Linked DNA regions of Mus musculus: region 2 is linked to region 1. The links are chromatin loops, found by intact Hi-C in ENCODE. Cell type or tissue: left cerebral cortex. All regions are shown on one strand. Links, peaks and the distances in the headings refer to the core of each region. The heading gives the core; the rest is flanking DNA.

Region 1 (5,379 bases), core at 73-5,072:
ATTATTATTATTACTAAAAAGACAATGTCTCTGTCTATAATACAGACTAGCTTTGAATTCATGGTCATGAAACCTCAGATGCCTGGGGGTTGGAATTCCAGGCATGTGTGTGCCCATATGCCCCTTAATACAGTTTTGTTTATTTGTTCATTTATGTATGTGATACCAGGGATGGAACTAGACAAGAGCTTTACTGAAAGCTACAATCCTAGCTTCCATAGGACTGTAAAATAAAATGACTTGATGAAGTGTTATATATATCAAACAAGCTTTCTTTCTACCCCAAATAATCACCTTAATGCCTATTACCTGGGACTATGACCATATTTGGGAATAGAGTTATATAGAGTAGATGTGATTAGTTGGGACAAGCCCATATTGCAGTAACGTGGGCTCCCTATCTCCTTGTCTAAAATGACTGGTGTCCTCATGAACGTGAAGATGAACTTGAAGAAAGCCTGTAGGTCAAGGAGAGAGGCCCAGCACAGTGCCTTCCTTCAGAATGGGTCATCCCTGCTTGTATCCTGGCCTTGGGTTTCCAGGTTCTTCCAGGGTTCCAGGACCATGAGTCACCATTGTTTAGAAATTGTGGCTGCCCTGGCAGATGAGTACAGGAAAGGGATTGAAAAAGGCAACTTAGGGCCGTCGCAAGAATTGGAATGTCATATGTGGTCTGGACCAGAAGACAGAAGTGGGATCATCAGGTCGAACAGGGACCTATGTGTGTGCTTCAGAATGCTGCTATCATTGGAGGGAAGTAAGACTGGAAAGGAGACAGTCCCATGGGCTGCACAGGGGAGGAAAGCCCTGCATAGAAGCAGTGTGGGCAGCAAGACAGGAACCGTGTTATTGACGGGCTTGAATATGCGGGAGGCAAGGCAGCAAAACTCATTCATTTGAGATAGGGTCTCACACTGAATCTAGGGCTAGGCTGGTTGTCAGCCAACCTAGCTACCCACCCGTCTCTACAATACCACCCCCAGCAAAAGCAAAGCCCAAAGATGGGTTTTTGTGGCCTGAATCTGACCAATAAGAAGGGGTTGCTGGGGCTTCATTTTAGAAGTCTTGGTTTCTCTCTCTCTCTCTCTCTCTCTCTCTCTCTCTCTCTCTCTCTCTCTCTCTCTCTCTCTCTGTGTGTGTGTGTATGTATGTATGTAGGCAGGCACCCACCTGTATGGAAACTTCTGAGTCCATTATATGTTTGGAGCAGGTGCTCAAGGCAGAGTGGGAAGTATCTATTCCACTGCAAAGCAGCTGTAGACTTACACTGAGGCTACCGCATGTGGATAAAAGCATTGAGGAGGGAGAACGTGGCAACGGACGAGCGCAGTGTCTCCCTAGAATGTGTCCCTGAAGGGGAATTCTGGGAAGTGAGATTAGTGGGTGCAGCCCGTGTATATTCTTAGGCTTCTTAACACGTATCACAAATGACTCTCCCTGAGGATTGTGCCAATTTATTACGCCACACGGTCGCGCTATGTAAGTGGATCTTTTCCTATTAGATTTTAAAATCTATTTGCGTTTCCTGCTCTGAACTGTCTTCACTTTCCTGGGTTAAATCTTGCTTCATCAAGATAAATTAGTCTTAGCGTGCATGGCTTAATTTCCTTTATCAGAGTGGTACATGGCTCACTTCTTGTAATTTAAGCCATAACCTCTTCAACATCACAGTCTCATGGCCGCCACCACTGGTTCCCTGAAGAGCTGAGACAGGTGGAGAGCAGAGCTCGGAGGCTCTGGGGCCTGTGTGTCTTCCCCGGCTCTGGGTTAGCCAACGCTTCAGTGTGACTAGGAGCCTGGGGCTAGGCTGGCCACACCAGGACTTGTGATATCTGTTGTAAGCAGAGAAGAAAACGGAGTAGAAACTGAGGCAGCCAAGAAAAAGAAGCCAGGTTCAAAGGTTCCCTGATGTGGTATGGCTTCCCTAATGCTGTGCTTCTGTTCCATAGTGCGCCCCCTGCAGGCCAACTGGAGCATGACCTAGTCATTCCAGGAGTCCACACTCACACATTATCTGAGGTTACCACCGGTCTTAGTCTGTTTGTATCAAAATACCCAAGACAGGGTAATTTATATAAATACCAGAAATACATTCCCTATAGCGCAGGAGGCTAGAAGTCCAAGCTCAGGGCTGCAGCCTGGGTGCTGGATGAAGACTGCTTTAGTGATGGTGCCATGCTGGAAAGTGGAGGAAAGGGCATGACCAGTGCCCACGAGCCTCCTTACTAGGACACTAATCTATCCAAGGGGGATGCATGGCTCATAACTTATTAATATCTAAAGGTCTTACTCCTTACTACCTACGTGAATTTTATTGGGACTCATGGATTCAAACCATAGCACCAGTCTAAAGCCCTATTCTTCTGGTCACCTGTCCTGAACTACTTTCCTAAGAATGTAGGATACAGCCTATGTGTCAGGTGGAACCTAGCCTGGCCCACTGGGTTTGCCCATTTTCAGAGGGATCTGGTCCATATATTCGTGCTGGAGGATACGGAGGCTTGGAGAGATACATGCAGACCAGCTTCATCCATGGGAGTATGGGAACTGTTGGATTAACATGCTGGCCTCCTTCATAACTCAACCACTTGCATTAGGCTTCCTTCACAACAGATTTAATTCATTGCCAAACAATGACAAATGCCACTGTCCTCGTGACTGTTGCCCGGAGGAGCGCAACCCTGCCAAAGAGCAATCACATCCACCGAGAACAATTAGTAGAGTAGACTTTTATACTTACCTGGATGCGCCTATTATTCTTTAGAAAGTACAGTTACTATGATGTAAATGCTACATTTTAATTAGCTTTTATGAATGTAGTCATCCAATTAGCAGCGTTTCTACAGAGCCTGATGAGGCGAGCGCAGTTACAGAGGAGGTGCGCATGCGCAGGCAGGAGGCGAGGGATGATGGATGGTCCCACACATGTGGCGAATAAAACATTTGACAAGCAATCTTCTGTTTTTAATAACATGAAACATTGCGAGGAAAAAGGGACAGGGAAGGAAATAAATCTATTTTTATAGATCTGTGGAAGCAATGGGATCGTTATGAGAAGAACAAGTATGCCTCCAATGAGATTATAATTATAGGTGATTTCAATTATTTCAAAGAATTGAAAATCTCTAAGGTATTCTGCACCGTAAGTCCCCTAAGAAACAGACACACAGAGGATGTCTTGCCTGGTTTCTGACCAAAGAGTATCACAGAGCAAGATTCCATAGTCCTCTCTGCTTACCAAGATGGAATCTTATTAGAATTATCCAAGACACCAAGGTCAAACCAGGCTAGATATTTATTACAAAGATGACAGAATATTTAATGTACAGCCAGAATTCTTCTCTGTTGCTAAGAAAGTGGCTTCCGTTGTGGGATGCCTGTTGGCTGACTTTAGATTCTGTGGAAGCCTTCCAGCTGCCTTCAGAGGTGCCCAAGAGCTTCCTGGAACCCTGCTTCCGTAAGTGGGGCCATCCTTTGAGTAATACATTAATGGTGTGTCCTGCGAGATTGTCACACTAATATATCACTAGAGGAGCAACTCGCTTTGGTGATGCATGGCTTGATGGAGCTGGGAGGAGCCATTCACTCAGGGGTAGACTGGCTCTGGCTCTGATACCCTGTGCTGACCCCAGAGAGGAGCGAGAGGAGGGAGAGGAGGGAGAGGAGGGGAGAGGAGGGAGAGGAGGGAGAGGAGGGAGAGGAGGGAGAGGAGGGAGAGGAGCGAGAGGAGCGAGAGGAGGGAGAGGAGGGAGAGGAGGGAAGAGGAGGGAGAGGAGGGAGAGGAGGGAGAGGAGGGAGAGGAGGGAGAGGAGGGAGAGGAGGGAGAGGAGGGAGAGGAGCGAGAGGAGCGAGAGGAGGGAGAGGAGGGAGAGGAGGGAAGAGGAGGGAGAGGAGGGAGAGGAGGGAGAGGAGAGAGAGGAGGGAGAGGAGGGAGAGGAGGGAGAGGAGGGAGAGGAGGGAGAGAAAGATTGTGGTCCCTTTTATTTAAGGCACAAATAGAGCTCTTTACTCTCAAGGTTCCTTGTAGATCATTCCAGAACATAATGTGTATTCTGACTGCCAGGTGATACAAGAACAAAGCTTATAAATTCTGCATCTAGAGAAGTCCTTAAAAGCCAAGGTCTGGCCTGGGGAGTGATGCACACCTGTAACCTTAGCAACCAGGAAGCTGAGCCCTGGCACTCTTTTGAGTTCCAGGCCAGCACAGGATTCATAGTTGGCCTCCATCTTAAAAATAAGAAGAGTAATTAAAAAAAAAATAAAAAGCCAGGATTTTGGTAGAGTCAAACTGAGTATTTAGAAGCAATGTTCCCTTCCAGAGGTGCACGCCTCAATCAGGGGGTAGCAATTGCTTATCTTTGATTCCACATAAAAGCATTCATCATGGTAGCTTTTACACTCATTTCCAAAGTGGAACTATGTTGAGTGTGTGTGTGTGTGTGTGTGTGTGTGTGTGGAGAGAGAGAGAGAGAGAGAGAGAGAGAGAGAGAGAGAGAGAGAGAGAGAGAGAGAAGATGTGTGCACCTACAGGAAGAATGGAGGGCAGTGCTAGGCATTATTTCTCAGGCATCCACTTGTGTTTTAGGATGGAGTCTCTCACTGACCTGGAACTCTCCAAGCAGGGCTGGCTTCTCCAGTGCTGGGATTGCAGATAAATACTACTGCTCCTTTTAAATGTAGGTGCTGGGGACCATGCTCAGGTCCTCATATGTGCACAGCAAGCACACTTTACCAACGGAGCCTTTGTTCTTCCTGAGAGCTGTAAAATGAATCAACTTAGGGCAACTCAGAACTTTCTGCTTGCTCGGGGCTCCAGGCAGAGAGCCCCCTCAGTTCAGAAATGTTGACATGTTACTTAACATCATTAAACTAACTTGTAATGTTAGTCTTTGATACCCATATTGGATGTTGCTATGTATTTAAATTTAAAACATATATATATATATATATATATATATATATATATATATATATATATATATGTATGTACTCAGATTGTCTTACACAATTTGAATCACCACTCGAGTGATTGATGGCACTGCCATTAAAATGATCAATGTCATCTTACTACAGTGTTTAAATTTTACAAAAAGTAGTCATCTCATTATGTAATTTCAATAGCTCTTTTCACACCGACTCATGGCATAAATTGGGTGTGTGTCTATCATTGTTTTACACAAAAGGACCTTGACATAGGAGAGGCTGAGGGCTTTGTCCAAACCCCTTAGGCCCAGGCCAAGAGAAGATACACAGCTGGGCCATGTGGTCACCTCTTTTCACTACCATGTGCCTGCTACCTCCACCCCAAGAATCATTCTAGGATCCCTGGAACCCTAAACAATCATTGAGGGATAGGCCCCCAGGAAAAGCAGCAGCAGC
Region 2 (5,379 bases), core at 262-5,261, 280 kb after region 1:
CCTTTCTACACAGAGGCAAGCAGGCTGTGATGATTAATCTCTGTTGTCAACCAACAACATCTGGAATCAACTACAAACTCAAGCAGTTGGGAATATCTGCAATGGATTTTTTTTTTAATTGGATTATTAGAGGAAGGAAGACCCAGCCTAAGTCTGGGCTACACCTCATTCTGGCAGCCTAGATAAAAGGACGCCTAAGGAGGAAGCCTTTGCCTTTGCCTGCCTGCCCTCACTCTTGCTGGCAAGTTCATCCATCCTGTGGCTGGGGCATTCCTCTGCTGGGATTAGAACCTACTTCTTTGGGATTCCAACATAGACTGAAGACCAATAGCTCTCTAGGTCCTCCCTGGGATGCCAGCACAACCTATGGGACTGTTTAGACACCTAGTTTCATAGAGTGAAAAACTATGGGATTCTTGGCCTTTATGTCATGAGATAGCCATTGTAGGACTACCTGGACCACAGCCTGTTAGCCATTCTAACTAACTAACACATTCATTCATTCATTCATTCATTCATATTCTCTCTCTCTCTCTCTCTCTCTCTCTCTCTCTCTCTCTCTCTCTCTCTCTCTCTCTCTCTCTCTCTCAGCTCTGTTCCCTTAGAACACTGACTAATACACTAGCCTCCTGAAGGGGCATGATGAGGCAAGAGTGGTGCTCCCGGGCAGCTGTCTCTCATCCTTCATTGCAGAATGCCCCCTTTCTCTTCAAGCCTCTGCACTCTAACCAGCACTGTCTCATTCCAGCACATAACAGGAGGGTGCATGAGAAATGATACGCCTGACTGAATTATTTGTGACATTTTCTTATTAACACTAGCAGCTGATCTGGAGTTAATTAATCTTACTAATACTTCGACACAATCGGGAAACACAACACAGAATCTGGTTTTCTTTATAGCTCAACAAATGCAGATTTCTGTCAAGAGAATCATTAAGTGAATGTGTCTATTATAAATAACCATACCTAAGAAAGTAGAGTGTCCTCATAAGCCAAAAGATGTTTTTAATAGAGTGGACACAGGTACCAAAATGTAATCTCTGATAAGGAACCTGAATTTAATTAGAATCCGAATTTTCAACCTTTGCTAAATAGATACTATCTTGTCTGAAGCGACAATGGTGTGATTCTGCCCATTTCCCTTAATGCTTAACACTTCTGAGAGGCGTGCAAGCGCCGCAAAGTGGTCCCCTGAAAATGCCATTATATTCAATTTCTCAGGTGACATTTTCCTTGTATTATGCCTAAAAGATGTCAGAGCCAATGCTTCAGAGAAGCAGGAGATCGTGACAGCAAGTTGTTCATCAACTGTAATTTCAGTGTCATAAAGTTCTGTCTGTCACTCTCGGCTTTTATTGTTCCAAGCTGGGAGGAACATACAAAGCAGAGCAAGAGGGTGCTGGAGCAGCTACTGGAAAACTGAGCTAGAAGAAAATAAGAGCTGCAACCCCAGGCATCAGCACCCTTCCCTTGGGTACAGAAAGCACACCTGGCTGGAGTAGCCTGAGACCTTTGAGCTGTGATACCCCTGGGGATGGAACTGTCACAAGTCCACAGTCCTTGAGTTAGTAAGCTGGGCAGGGCTGTCAGATGCTCTTATTAATTTAATTATTTTTAGACATCCAGATTTTGGGCTTCTCCTGACGCACATCTGGCCGAAGTCTAATGATGGAACTGGAGGTGGGTCAACGAGCGTCAAGGCTTTCTTTTCCTTTGAAGAGAAAGGCAGCACGAGATGACTGTGGTGGTTTGAATGAGACGTGTTCCCAGAGCTCGGCTTTTTGAAGGCTTGGTCCCTAGACAGCAGCTGTGTCTGGGAAAGTTAAGGAACCTCCGGGAGGTACAGCCTTGATGGCGGAAGTACATCACTGGGGGCAGGCCTTGAGAGTCTCTAGCCTTGCTCTACTTCCAGTCTCCTTTCTCTGCTTCCAGCTCCAGCAGCCTGCTGCCTTGCCTCCTTTACAGTATGATCTCTCTCTCTCTCTCTCTCTCTCTCTCTCTCTCTCTCTCTCTCTCTCTCTCTCTCTCTCTCTCTGGATGACATAGATCCTTTCTTCTGTAAGTTGCTTTTTTTTTTTTTTTGGACATGGTGCTTTTATCACAGCAACAGAAAAGTAACTGAGACTCTAATAACCATGGTGCGAAGTGAAAGATTGTATCTTAGGTCCCCTAGTTGTATTCTCTAACCCCTGCACCCCCAAGACCTCCCTGGAGTGTCTAATCTCGTGACAGGATGTAGCACTAAGTCCTCTGAGAGCCGCACCTGGCTTCCTCTGAAAGGCAGGCTTTCGCCTTGACACTTCTGATGGTCAAGAATCAGACCACTGCACAGGGTCTTAATGTAACAAAGTTGTGCACACAGAAGGACCACAGGACGGAGAACCTTTCATCACCTCCAGCTATGGCGTAGTGTCTGGGTCTAATGAAAAGCAGTCAGTTTGCACATCCCCAAAAATAACAGGGAAAGAGATCCTCACACGAAAAATAGCCCAAGCCAAATAAGGCCAAAGAAAGGTCTCGCCGTGAGCATCTTTTTGTTTCAGTCAGAAGGCATCAGGGAGCATGCGCTGGTTCCTGAGAGGTGGACGTAACAAACAAAAATGGATGAAGGAACCAGGAGAGAGGGAGACGAGGTGGCCCTGTAGGCCGCCACCAAGCTGCACTCATAAATAACTGGAGGGTTCGGTAAAAGAACACATTTTCTCCACTTCTCTTTTGAAAGAGTACACTTCTGATTTTCTCTTTGACATGCTGGGTTCTGCAAAGAAATGGGTTAGTTGCCCTGTCCCACCCAGCACGCCTGGGTCTGCATTTGTAACCACACTGAGCAAGGAGACTCCGATCTGTGCCCTGGGGCTGCTGGGTACCTCTGCGTGAGACACCCCTCCCTCCCCAAAGCCCACAGACTGCACTGGTGGAGTGACAGGTGACTAATTCTAAGGTGAGGAACACATCTGATCCGACTTCTATTTTTATTTTCTTGGCAGAACTGGCTGCATATGCCTGCCAACATATTCCCAAACCTGAGCCCACTGGAAAAAAAAAAGAAAAAGAAAAGAAAACAGGAAGCTATGTGGAAAAGAGGATGTGTATATCCTGGGAAATCATGACAGGCTGCTGTGAGTTTGGAGAGCGGCAGCCTGCACAGTGCCATTGGCAGGCAGGCCTGAAACCTGAAGACCCACAGCAGGAAGGGTCCAGCATGGCCAAGGTCATGGCTTCCGTTTGATCTCCTGCCTGTTCTCATGCCCAAATTGATGTTTGTTGCTGACAAGCAAGCTTTGAAACACTTGGGTGTTAGTTATATGTTCACATTAGTGAGTAAGAAGATTTTTTTTTGGGGGGGGGGGGTGTTCCTGCTCAGTTAGCTTCCTTCTCAGTATCCTGAATCAGAAATCTCATTGCTGGGCTCATCTTGTTTAGAGAATAATGACAGACGCTGTCAAGAGAGTTCACCGCTCTGGGACGGAACAGAAAAGTCTGGGCACACACCTGAGACTGGGGGCTCTCGAGGAGGTGCTGTGGAGAACCTCACTCTTCCTGAAGCTCATCTTTCCTTCCTTCCTGGGGGTCATGGCAAATGACATGGAAAGAGATAGGACCAGGTTCAAGGTCAACCTCTGTCCCTTCAGAGGTGTCACTGACTATACTTAAACATGAACATGTAGTTTGGTTGCTAGAGGAGGAAGGAACATCTTCAGGGATACAACTATGGGCAAGGTGCACATAACCCTCACCCAGGCTTCAGGAAGAGCCTTAATGAAACTCACTTTGTAACCCCAAAAAGAAAAAAGGGCATGAAAGTGGGGGGAGGCAGAAGGGGGTTAGCAGAAGTAAGAGGGGGCAACAGGAACAGTGGGGATGAATATTTCAAAAATCCCATACATGTATAAAACAGCACACCCAAACAATAAAAATTATTATATAATTAAAATAGTATGATAAAAATTAAAAAAGAAGTACAAAGTTCAAGGTCAGCATATAAAACATAAACCATGGTCATTGAAAACAAAACAAAACAAAACAAAAAACCAAAACCAAAAAAACAAAACCTCAAAAAAAATTAAAACAAAAATATTGGAATGGCAAGAAGACTCATCAATCCATCAGTTAGGATAATCTGTGGATTATCTCTGGATAATACCTGGGGCCAGAGATCAGTTCTTTCTATTCTAACCAGTGACCCTGTCACTACAGGACCATAGTGAGATGCTGGGGATGCCTGGGACAGCACCCAGAGTTTATCAGGGAAGAAAGAGCCACCCTATTGCACACTGGTCCCTCAGGCTCTCCTTTTCTTTCCTCTTCTTTTGCAGTACTTCAGACTGAGTGCAGGGCCTCATGCATGGTAGCCTATGCCTAGAGGAGCCAACAGGACAGTGCAGGCTGGCAAATGAGACAGAACTCATGTCATCTCCTTTGTGAATGCTGGGTCTAGAGAGGATCTAGAGAACCTGTCATCCAGTGGAGAACCATGGTGTCCCTCTAAGCTGTCCATGTCGGGGGTCCTTGGCTGCTCATTACTCTCTTTCTCATAGGTAACACATTGTTTCCTGTCGGGCATTAGTTTGGCTATTGGGCTGTCTAGGTCAAGTGACAAATGGATCTTTCAGCATGAGCTTTTGAGAAGAAAGACAGAAAAATTGGTTAAGATTATCCATGGATGCTCCCTTCCTTGTTCCAACAGACTCAGACTCTTAGCACTGAGCTCATCCTATGTCCACGTCATAGGACTGTTAGGCGTCTGGATTGGAAGTCTTCTGACAACTTCTGCCCAACCTCCATAACATAAAAACTGGACTGCTGAGTGAGGGAAACGGAGAAGGACCATGTCACATGACAAGAGGTTACAAAGGCAAGGCAGTGGAGGAAGAAAACTCAGTGTGACTTAGCAAACTACTCAGTCCACCCTTGGGTTCCTGTGAACTCCCAGAGTGGGCAGAAAGTCAGGATGGTTTCTGTGGGGTCCATGTTACAGAGATCAGCAGGCTGAAACGCCCAAGAACCAGGACTTACTCAGGTCCTCCATAAACAGCTTGCTGTGATCTTGTTACAATCCTATAGAGAATGTCCCTGAAGGGTCCTCAACCTGCTCCAATTATGACACCTAATATGATAGGATGGTGCAGGTTCTACATGCACTGGATGACTACAGCAGACATATTTCCTTGACAGCTCTGCACTTCCACTATGGAACTTTACCCTGCAGCTCTATGCCCAGGAGCTGAGCTGGGGCCTCAGGTGAAATGTTTATGCTATCAGTATTGCCTACAGAATAATATCACCTATAGAGTAATGTCACCCATAGAGTGATATTGCTTATAGAGCAACATCACTTATAGAGTAATATTACCCATAGAACAATGTCTCCTATAGA

What was found. A loop is a pair of places that touch in the nucleus more often than their neighbours do. Peaks named below come from ENCODE experiments on the same cell type or tissue, not always from the same donor. Only the 100,000 strongest peaks of a DNase experiment are listed, where the experiment ranks them.
Region 2: it touches region 1 in a loop (2.3-fold over the local background); 4 of 42 quality-filtered maps call a loop at or near these places.

Annotation. Positions count from the first base shown.
Region 1 is chr7:135,373,716-135,379,094 of GRCm38, reverse strand. No RefSeq gene overlaps it. Among named protein-coding and RNA genes, the nearest start is that of Gm36062, 23 kb to the left of the region's middle. In left cerebral cortex, for the core only: a CTCF peak has its summit at 1,965 (motif pointing left); a DNase peak (open chromatin) is centred at 1,404.
Region 2 is chr7:135,091,868-135,097,246 of GRCm38, reverse strand. All of the region lies in intron 32 of Dock1 (dedicator of cytokinesis 1), which reads right to left. Among named protein-coding and RNA genes, the nearest start is that of Gm24581, 37 kb to the left of the region's middle. In left cerebral cortex, for the core only: no CTCF peak of the experiment used is centred there; a DNase peak (open chromatin) is centred at 2,971.